2 separate regions of the Homo sapiens genome follow, and region 1 is linked to region 2. The links are chromatin loops, found by intact Hi-C in ENCODE. Cell type or tissue: endothelial cell of umbilical vein. All regions are shown on one strand. Links, peaks and the distances in the headings refer to the core of each region. The heading gives the core; the rest is flanking DNA.

Region 1 (4,409 bases), core at 258-4,257, 640 kb before region 2:
TATATGATGCCAAAAGCACAAGCAACCAAAGGAAAATCGATAAATTAGATTTTATCAAAATTAAAAACTTTTATGCATTAAAGGATACTATCAAGAAAATGAAAAGCAAGTAACAGAATAGGAGAAAATATTTGCAAACATATGTCTGACAAGTATTAAGTATCTAGAATGCTTCAAGAACTCTTACAAATCAGCAGTAAAAACACAATTCAATTAAAAGATGAACAAAGTTCAATATTAAGCTATTCCCCAGAGAAGATACACAAATGGCCAATAAGCAGTGAAAAGATACTAGCATTAGTCATTAGAGAATGCAAATCAAACCTACAATGAAATAGCACTTTGCACCTACTAGGTGGCTATAATTAAAAAATAAGCAAACAGAAACAAAACAACTATTGGTGTGGATGTAGAGTAATCGGAATCCTCATACATTGCTAGTAGGAATGAAACATGGTACAGCCACTATGAAAAAAGAAATGTTTTCAGTTCCTCAACAAGTTAAACATAGAATTACCATATGACCCAGCAATTCCGCAGCTAGGTAAATGCCTGAGAGAAGTGTGTTAGTCCATTTTCACACTGCTGATAAACACATCCCCGGGGCTGGGTAATTTATAACATAAAAGAGGTTTAATGGACTCCCAGTTCCACGTGGCTGAGGAGGCCTCACTCACAATCACAGCAGAAGGTGAAAGACATGTCTTACATGGCAGCCAGCAAGAGAGGATGAGAGCCAAGTGAAAGGGGCTTTGCCCTTATAAAACCATTGAGATCTCATCAGACTTATTCACTACCATGAGAACAGTATGGAGAAAACCACCCCCATGATTCAATTATCTCCCACCATGTCCTTTCCACATGTGGGAAGTATGGTAACCACAATTCAAGATGAAATTTGGGTGGGGACACAACAAAGCCATATCTGAAGTAAGACAAATTATCTCACAAAACTATACACCAATATTCCTAGCAGCATATTCATTATAGGTAAAAGAAGAAAAAAGGCACATGTCCATTATATTCATACAATAGAATATTATTCCATCATAAAAAGGAATGCGGTAGTGTTACATACTACATGATGAACCTTGAAAATATTATGCTAAGTGAAACAAGTCTGACACGAAAGACCACATAATGTATGATTCCATACAGAAGAAATGTTCAGAACAAGTAAAGGCACAGAGGCATAAAATAGATTAGTGGTTGCCAGTGGCTGGCGGGAGATTTCCATTAACAGCTAACATGTACAGGGTTTCTTTTTGGGTTATCAGAAAATTCTGGATTTCATATTTATTGTTGCAGAGCATAGTGAATATACTAAAACAAACAAACAAAACACTAACATATACTCTTGTAACTGGTGAATTTTGCTTATGTGAAAAATATGTCAGTAAAAATGCTAAAGTAAAACAACCTGAAGAGTTGACTATATATATTTGTAGATATACACAAGTATGCATTTAGCTTTTATAAACAATGTCTTGTTAAATTATTACTAGCAATTTTATAGTCAGTTAAGATTGAATACATGTTTAATTCCTGCCTTTATTGAATATTCATTCTGCAACTACTTGTGCTGGGCACTGTCCTAGGTTCAAATAATTTAACAATAATTAAGAGAGACATGCTTCTTCTAGAAAAGATCAATGATTTGAAAACATTTTTATTTCAGGACACTTTTATACTCTTGAAAATTATTGAGGACCCCAAAGAACTATTTTTTATATAGGATACATCCATCAATATTCACTTTATTAGATATTAAACTGAGAAAAATATTTTAAGCATGTGTTGAAATAATAAACTATTTTAATATAAATAATGCATGTATTAAAATATTTTCTATTAGAAACATTTTAGAGAAGAGTAAAATTATTTCATATTTTTGCAAATATTTTGACATCTGACTGAAGAGAAGATTTTCAGATTTTTACATCTGCTCCAGCATTTAGTCTATTGCAGGCTCTTGTTTTGGTTAAAATGTATGAAGGAAATTTTGCCTTGCACGGATATGGAAAAGAGAGGAGTATTTCAATTACCTTTTCAGAAAATTGTGAATATATATGTATATATATGTGTGTGTATATATATGTGTACAGATAGATAGATAGATGATAGATAGATAACTACATCAGCACTAAACAAGTGGTAATTTCTTACATGTTTGTTGCAATGTGTAATCCGGAACTGTATCAGTGAAATTCTTATAACCTGTTACATTAAAATTGATTGGTCGTTCTTTCACTTTGAAGAGATCTTTTAATCAAAAGTGATTTTGCAGAATTTTGCATTGGTCATTTGGAAAAGGTTTGTTCATGAAGCTTTGCAGATTTTCCAATTGTTGATACATTTTATGATACAAATAACACTTGTTAATACCACCACTGTTCTCAAAAGGAGTTTTAAGTGTGGAAGCCGTAAGCTGCCAAGCTAATGGTGGCACACACACGTTTTCCGAAATTCTGCTTTTCACTTGAAAGCTAGAATTTTATAATGAATAACAAGTACTGTCAGATGTTTCCCTTAGGGTCACTTTGTTCATGTTTGAAAAAGAAAAGTCTGCCAAATGCCTACTTATGAATTACCATGGTTTGTCAGTCATTCTCTCAATTAGAAGCGAAGAGCTACCAAAAAGTAGGCAGCGAACTCTCACTCCAACGACCGCATGAGCGCCCCCTGCCGTCAACTGTCACGCTGCCGTGCAGCAGAAGTGCTGGATTTCATCTGAGGATGTGAAAAAGGCATGTACTCAGGATGGAAATTCCACATAATGAACACTTTTCGCTGCTTCATCAAGGACGTGCTTAACTAAAAGCAGCATCGTTTTTGGTTGTTTGTTTACACTGGGTGTGTAGCAGTGAAGACTTCAGTGGCACCTAGTGCGGTAGCTCCTCGATTCTTCATCTGCACTTTCGCCATTGATGCGCCACTAGTTTTGCTCCCCTTATGCAATGTTAGCACAGTGAAAAAGACAAATACATTTCGTTTTGTTTTGTTTTTTTTGAGATGGAGTCTCTCTCTGGCGCCAAGGCTGGAGTGCAGTGGCGTGATCTCGGCTCACCACAAGCTCCGCCTCCCGGGTTCCCGCCATTCTCCTGCTTCAGCCTCCCTCCCGAGTAGTGTAGCTGGGACTACAGGCGCCCGCCGCCACGCCCGGCTAATTTTTGTATTTTTAGTAGAGACAGGGTTTCACCATGTTGGACAGGATGGTCTGCATCTCTTTACCTCGTGATCCGCCCAATTCGGCCTCTCAAAGTGTTGGGATTACAGGCGTAAACGTTTCTTAATATTATGGCAATAAATATAGTTTTGGCTCCAGAGTCCCCCTAAAAGTGTATTGGGACACCCAGAGACCTGCCTGAGCACCATAACTGGATAACTGCTGCTCTAGATTCTAAAACTTTCTCTGAGTTGCTTTATCAATTGTCCTTTTCTTGTTTTCTTACACATGGGAGATTCTTCCTCATTGTCTCTGAAAATCCTCATGTTTCTTATGGTTATTTTATATGGCTTCATGATGCACACACACATCCTTATATATATTTTCTTCCGAATCTTCTCTAACATGCCCTCTTCTTGCCTATAGATCATGACAGTATTCTACGTACATATTTTGAGGAGTTTTTATTATGTTCACTCTGGGAGAGCTTTCGCTCCTCAGGGTACAGGAGACTTGTGAACCCCAGAGTCAGTGGCAGTGCCTGCACTCCCTAGCTTGCTGCTCACATCGGTAGCTGAAATGCCTTAGTCTTGCTTCAGTTATTTCCTTTAAATAGATGCTAGGTCGAATAGGTGTTGTGGCCTCTTAGTAACTGAGTGATGGGAGAGGTCATTTCTTTGCTTATAAGAACACACTGCTTTCTAAGTGAGAAGAGCCCAGCTTCCTGACAGAGCACCATTAGAAGAACCCTCCACTGTCCTTGTTAGGTTATAGTGCTTATCAATTTCTCTCCTTTACAGGGCCCAATCCAATGAGTGACCTGTTTTGGGAAGCAAACATGTTAAAAGAAACCCTACTTGAAAGTTAAAGACTACAATTGCATTTTAGAATATAGACTAGTGCTACCAATTGTGATTGTCCTCCTGAACGCTATGCTTTTGTGACAGTTAATGGAATTTAAAAAGGAAAAGTAAACGTATCTATAACCTAACTTTTGTAATGGAAAGGATTGGATTGGAATGGAATCCTAATACATTATTTCTCTCAGAATTAAGTCCATTGTTCTTAACCTGTTATTCTTCAGTGACCTCGCAGGACTGCAAGCTACCTAAAACTGAATGTAAGATTTTGTGAGTTTTTTTTTTTTTTCCCTGCATGATATATAGACATATATACACTGGGGAAAGAATATCAAAAGGTACATTTGTTTTATTCATTCAAATATTAAATATCCAAATATTTC
Region 2 (4,409 bases), core at 317-4,316:
ACTCCAGCCTGGGCAACAGAGTGAGAACCTGTCTCAAACAAAACAAAACAAAACAAAACAAAAACAGAAAAAAGAAATAAAAAACAAAGACAACATTTCTTATAGAGCAGGTGTGATGACACTAATTTTTCAGGTTTATATGTCTGAAAATGTCTTTATTTCACCTCATGTTTGAAATCTATTTCTGCTGTTCATGGGCTTCTGGGTTTTAGGTTTCATTTAAAACATTAAAAATGTTGTTCCACTATTTGCCCACTCGCATTGTTTATGATCTACTCTAATCCCTATCTTTGTTTCTCTGTATATAGCATGTCTTTTTCTCTTCTGCTTTTTAAGATTCTGTACAACTTGTTTTCAGTAATTTGATTGTGATATACAGTTTTCTTCTGCTTCTTGTGCTTGGGGATTCTCAAGACTCTTGCATCTCTGGGTTTGTAGTTTGCACCAAGTTTGAAACCTTTTTAACCATCATTTCTTCAAATATTTGTTGGGCCTGGCTTCCCCCCTGCCTTGTGAAAATCCAATTGTGCATATGATATCAATAGATTGCTTGAAGTTCACCCACAGTTCATTGACACTCCTTTTTACGATCATTTTCTTCTGGGCTTTTTTTTTTTTAGATAGAGTCTCACTCTGTCACCCAGGCTGGAGTACAGTGGCATGATCTCGGCTCACTGCAACCTCTGCCTCCCGGATTCAAGCAATTCTCGTGCCTCAGCCTCCCCAGTAGCTGGGATTACAGGCACGCACCACCATGCCCGGCTACTTTTTTGTATATTTATTAGAGATGGGGTTTTACCATGTTGGCCAGGCTGGTCTTGAACTCCTGACCTCAGACGATCTGCCTGCCTCGGCTCCCAAAGTGCTGGGATTACAGGCGTGAGCCACTGCTCTCTGCCTGTTGCTTATTTTTTTATAGTAATTTTTGTTATGTCTTTAAATTTACTAATATTCTCTTCTGTAATATCCAATCTGCTGTTAGTTACAACCAGTCAATTTTACTTTTCAGACATTATAGCTTTCACCTCTAGAAGTTTGACTTTTGCCTCTCTTGTGTCTTCCAAGTGTCTGCCTAACATTGTGAATATACAAAATGCAATTATAAGAACCGCCCTAATGTCTTTGTTTGCCGTTTCTAACATCAGTGTCAGTTTTGAGTGAATTCAATTGATTGAATCCCCCATTCATTTTATTTTCTTGCTTTGTTGCATGTGTGATCATCTTTGATTGGATGCCTGACACTTGACTTCATTGTGTTGAGTACTGAATGTTTGTGTTTACTGGCATCTGAAGAGATCCTGCTGAACTTCTTGCACTTTGTTCTGCCATGCTGTTAGTGGAGACAGTGTGACTTATTTGGGTCTTGCTTTTATGGTTTGTTACATGGTTCTGAAGTAGAGTTACATCAAGGGTTAATTCTGCACTTTAAAGTGGGAAGAAATTCTCGGGTACTATACTCAACATGCTTTGGATTGAGGTTTTACAGCGGAGTTTCTGGAAGAGGCTCTACGCCTGCCCTTGTGTGCATACTGGGCAATGTTTGATTTCAGCTTTTTGTGTGGTTCTTTCTCAGACCTACATACTTTGCTCACATGAATGTGCTAATCAGCACTTTCATGAACATTCAAAGTATTTCTGCATATCCCCAGATTTCTCTCTCTCTCTTCCACTGTGTCCTGAGAACTCTACCTACTTTGGGGCCCCATGACTCTCAGTTCCAGTCTCTTCATTTTAGGGAATCTTCTGGGCTGTTCCTGAGTTTCCCCTCTGTAAGTCACCACCTTGAAATTCTCTTGAGGAAAAAAGGTGGGGAAGTGAATAGAATCCTCCTCATTTTTTTTTTATTTTCTGTCTCTCAGGAAATATATTATAATTAGGCCTTTCATTGCTGAATTTTGAGTATTTTGAAACTAGTCTTCTGTATATTTTTGTCTGATTTTTGTTTTTGTTGTTATTGGTGGGGGCATGAATCTTATCCTGTTTATTCCATCTTGGCAGGAAGTGCAAGTCCCACACAAGTAATTTGAACAGGAAAAATTTAATAGAAATAATGTTCACAAGTACTAATGTGGTTAAGTCATAAGAGGGTCAAAATAGAACTCTAACAGGTAGAAAATTTGCAACAGCAGAAAGTAGCTACCACCTATTTTAAGGAGCGTGAACAAAGGAAGAACTTAAAACACCAGAAATGCCTAGTTCCCTACCTCCCCAAGGCTTAGATTCAAATCCTTTGGAGAAGGTGTGTGTGGCTGTCACAGAAACACGCACTCAGCTGGTGGTTAAAAAGCTGGTACAGAATGCTGGCCAGGGTTGATCCACAAGGGCTGCTTAGATGAGAACTACTGAATTACTTATGCCTCATCTCCTGGTTTTTTTTTTTTGTTTGTTTTGTTTTTTTGCACGAACAGTACCCTGGAGGCAGGAAAGAAAGCTCTTTCCTCCTGCAATGGTATTAGAAGCCTCTCTAGTGCCCTCTATTGACAAAGCCTAATAGATCAGTTAGTAAAAGAAAAATTTCAACAGAGCCCAGCAGTCAAAGTGTTACAAAGCAGAGAGAAGGGTCCATTTGGAGCTGAAAATTGATAGACTGGTAACAGGGTCAATGGAATATGCTGTACAGCAATAATTAAGAATGATGTGATGCTGTATGAAGCGACTTGAATATTATAAATTTAAAATGGAATAAAGGAAACCATGCACAGGAGAGTATATGCTTAATAATTTCATTTATATAAATATCACAAAGAGGTAAAGATGATAATCTCTGTAGGTAGAATTGGAATAGTATTACATTTCAGAGAAAGTCATTGAGGATGTATATGGAAATGCCTTCTGAGTGCTTGGTTTTTTTTATTGCTTTCTTTTCATTTTAATTTTCTATTTATTGATCAATTAATATGACCCTAGAAGAGGAAGTACAGCATAATATTTTTGTGATACAAAGCAAGCAAAAGAAAACAATATATTGCTTATCCTTACACATATTAGTAATTAAGCCATGTTATATATTAACATGTTAGTAATAAATACGAAATTCAGCATAAGAGCTTTGGTTTGTGGGAAGGTGAGTGGAAATAGAGTTAGAGCAGAGGCAGTTACTGGTAATATTTTAGCTTGTATGAGAACCTCCCAGGGATTATTACATTTTTATGCTTTATAACATAATGATATAAGAAAACTTTAACTGAATTGTGTAAAAAAATTCAAGAATCCCTGAAAATTGGGCAATTTTGAAATTGTTTCCAAAAGAAATCAGAAACCTTCTATGCCAATTCTATTTTAAATACACAGAGCTATTAGGGGCAATTTATACCCACATACTCTGTGTCTTCAAATGTAAGGTGATTACTCCATTTTTGATATTAGAATATCCAAAAAGTGCTATTTAACTTATATGAACATATAATATTTGGAGAAAAATGTCTTACAAAGTGAAAATGTCAAAGTTATTTTACATGTGATTTATTCAGTTTCCTTTATATTGCAAAAATCATGGATTATTTAAGTAATAGATTATATATATGTGTAGATGTATATATTTAAGTTACAGTTAATGAATGGATTTATCTAAATCTACACATAGATCTTTAGCATCCTATCTTTGTCACAGTAAAGTTACTCTATTAGTTTTACCGCACATGGAGAACATACCTATTTGACGACTCTGTGAACACCAGAAGTAGGGTAACCGATGACAACTAATAGAACTTTTCATTAAGGACTGTAGAAAGCAACACTTAGTAGACTTGAACAATAATGAAAACAAGCTCAAATAAGGGCAAAATATTTGAAAGGGCTGTTTAGACTGTCTTCAAAATAAAATAGTATAGAGAATTCACCATAAATGAATAACTTCAGTCAAATGTAAAGACTCCATTTTTATTAGGGATACCTCTGGAAAAATGTTTAAAATTTAGACATACAGGGTAAGTTTTAATTGTTTATTTTGATTGAATGGCCAGACTCCCTGCTTCATTATATTGTCACCCAGAAAACCTATATGCCTGATATCTGCTTTTCAGTAATTGTGTACCTTAATATTCTTCCAATAAAATAGGGATAGTTATTTACTTAAACTTAAGTTGCCTAAGTTGTTTACTTAAATAATTATCACTATTTTGTAAATTGCCTGTTTAAAGAAAATGTATGGTGCTAAGATTAAGGTTGATAGGCCAATCTATTGTGGTTTGTGAATTGATCGTTCTGATTCAAATTTCAATCTGAAGATAGTTGTAAAAAATTTCACATTGTTTTCTGATATATTTCAGATGAGACTTCCCTTTATTTATGTAATTTGATACATTTTGTACTTCATTCTTATACAACATAACAAACTTTTCATGTAGTGTAAATTGAAAACTTCACAAATACTCAATAAGTCTGATTAATGAGGACTTCAACTGGTCATT

The links. A loop is a pair of places that touch in the nucleus more often than their neighbours do. Peaks named below come from ENCODE experiments on the same cell type or tissue, not always from the same donor. Only the 100,000 strongest peaks of a DNase experiment are listed, where the experiment ranks them.
Region 1: it touches region 2 in a loop (2.5-fold over the local background); 1 of 110 quality-filtered maps calls a loop at or near these places.

What each region holds. Positions count from the first base shown.
Region 1 is chr13:105,409,080-105,413,488 of GRCh38, reverse strand. LOC105370344 (a long non-coding RNA gene) reads right to left here and starts at 2,673. Exons shown (of 2, transcript XR_931697.2): 1 at 2,592-2,673. In endothelial cell of umbilical vein, for the core only: a CTCF peak has its summit at 2,688 (motif pointing left); a DNase peak (open chromatin) is centred at 2,678.
Region 2 is chr13:104,771,926-104,776,334 of GRCh38, reverse strand. All of the region lies in intron 3 of LOC107984606 (a long non-coding RNA gene), which reads left to right. Among named protein-coding and RNA genes, the nearest start is that of DAOA, 690 kb to the left of the region's middle. In endothelial cell of umbilical vein, for the core only: a CTCF peak has its summit at 2,469 (motif pointing left); a DNase peak (open chromatin) is centred at 2,454.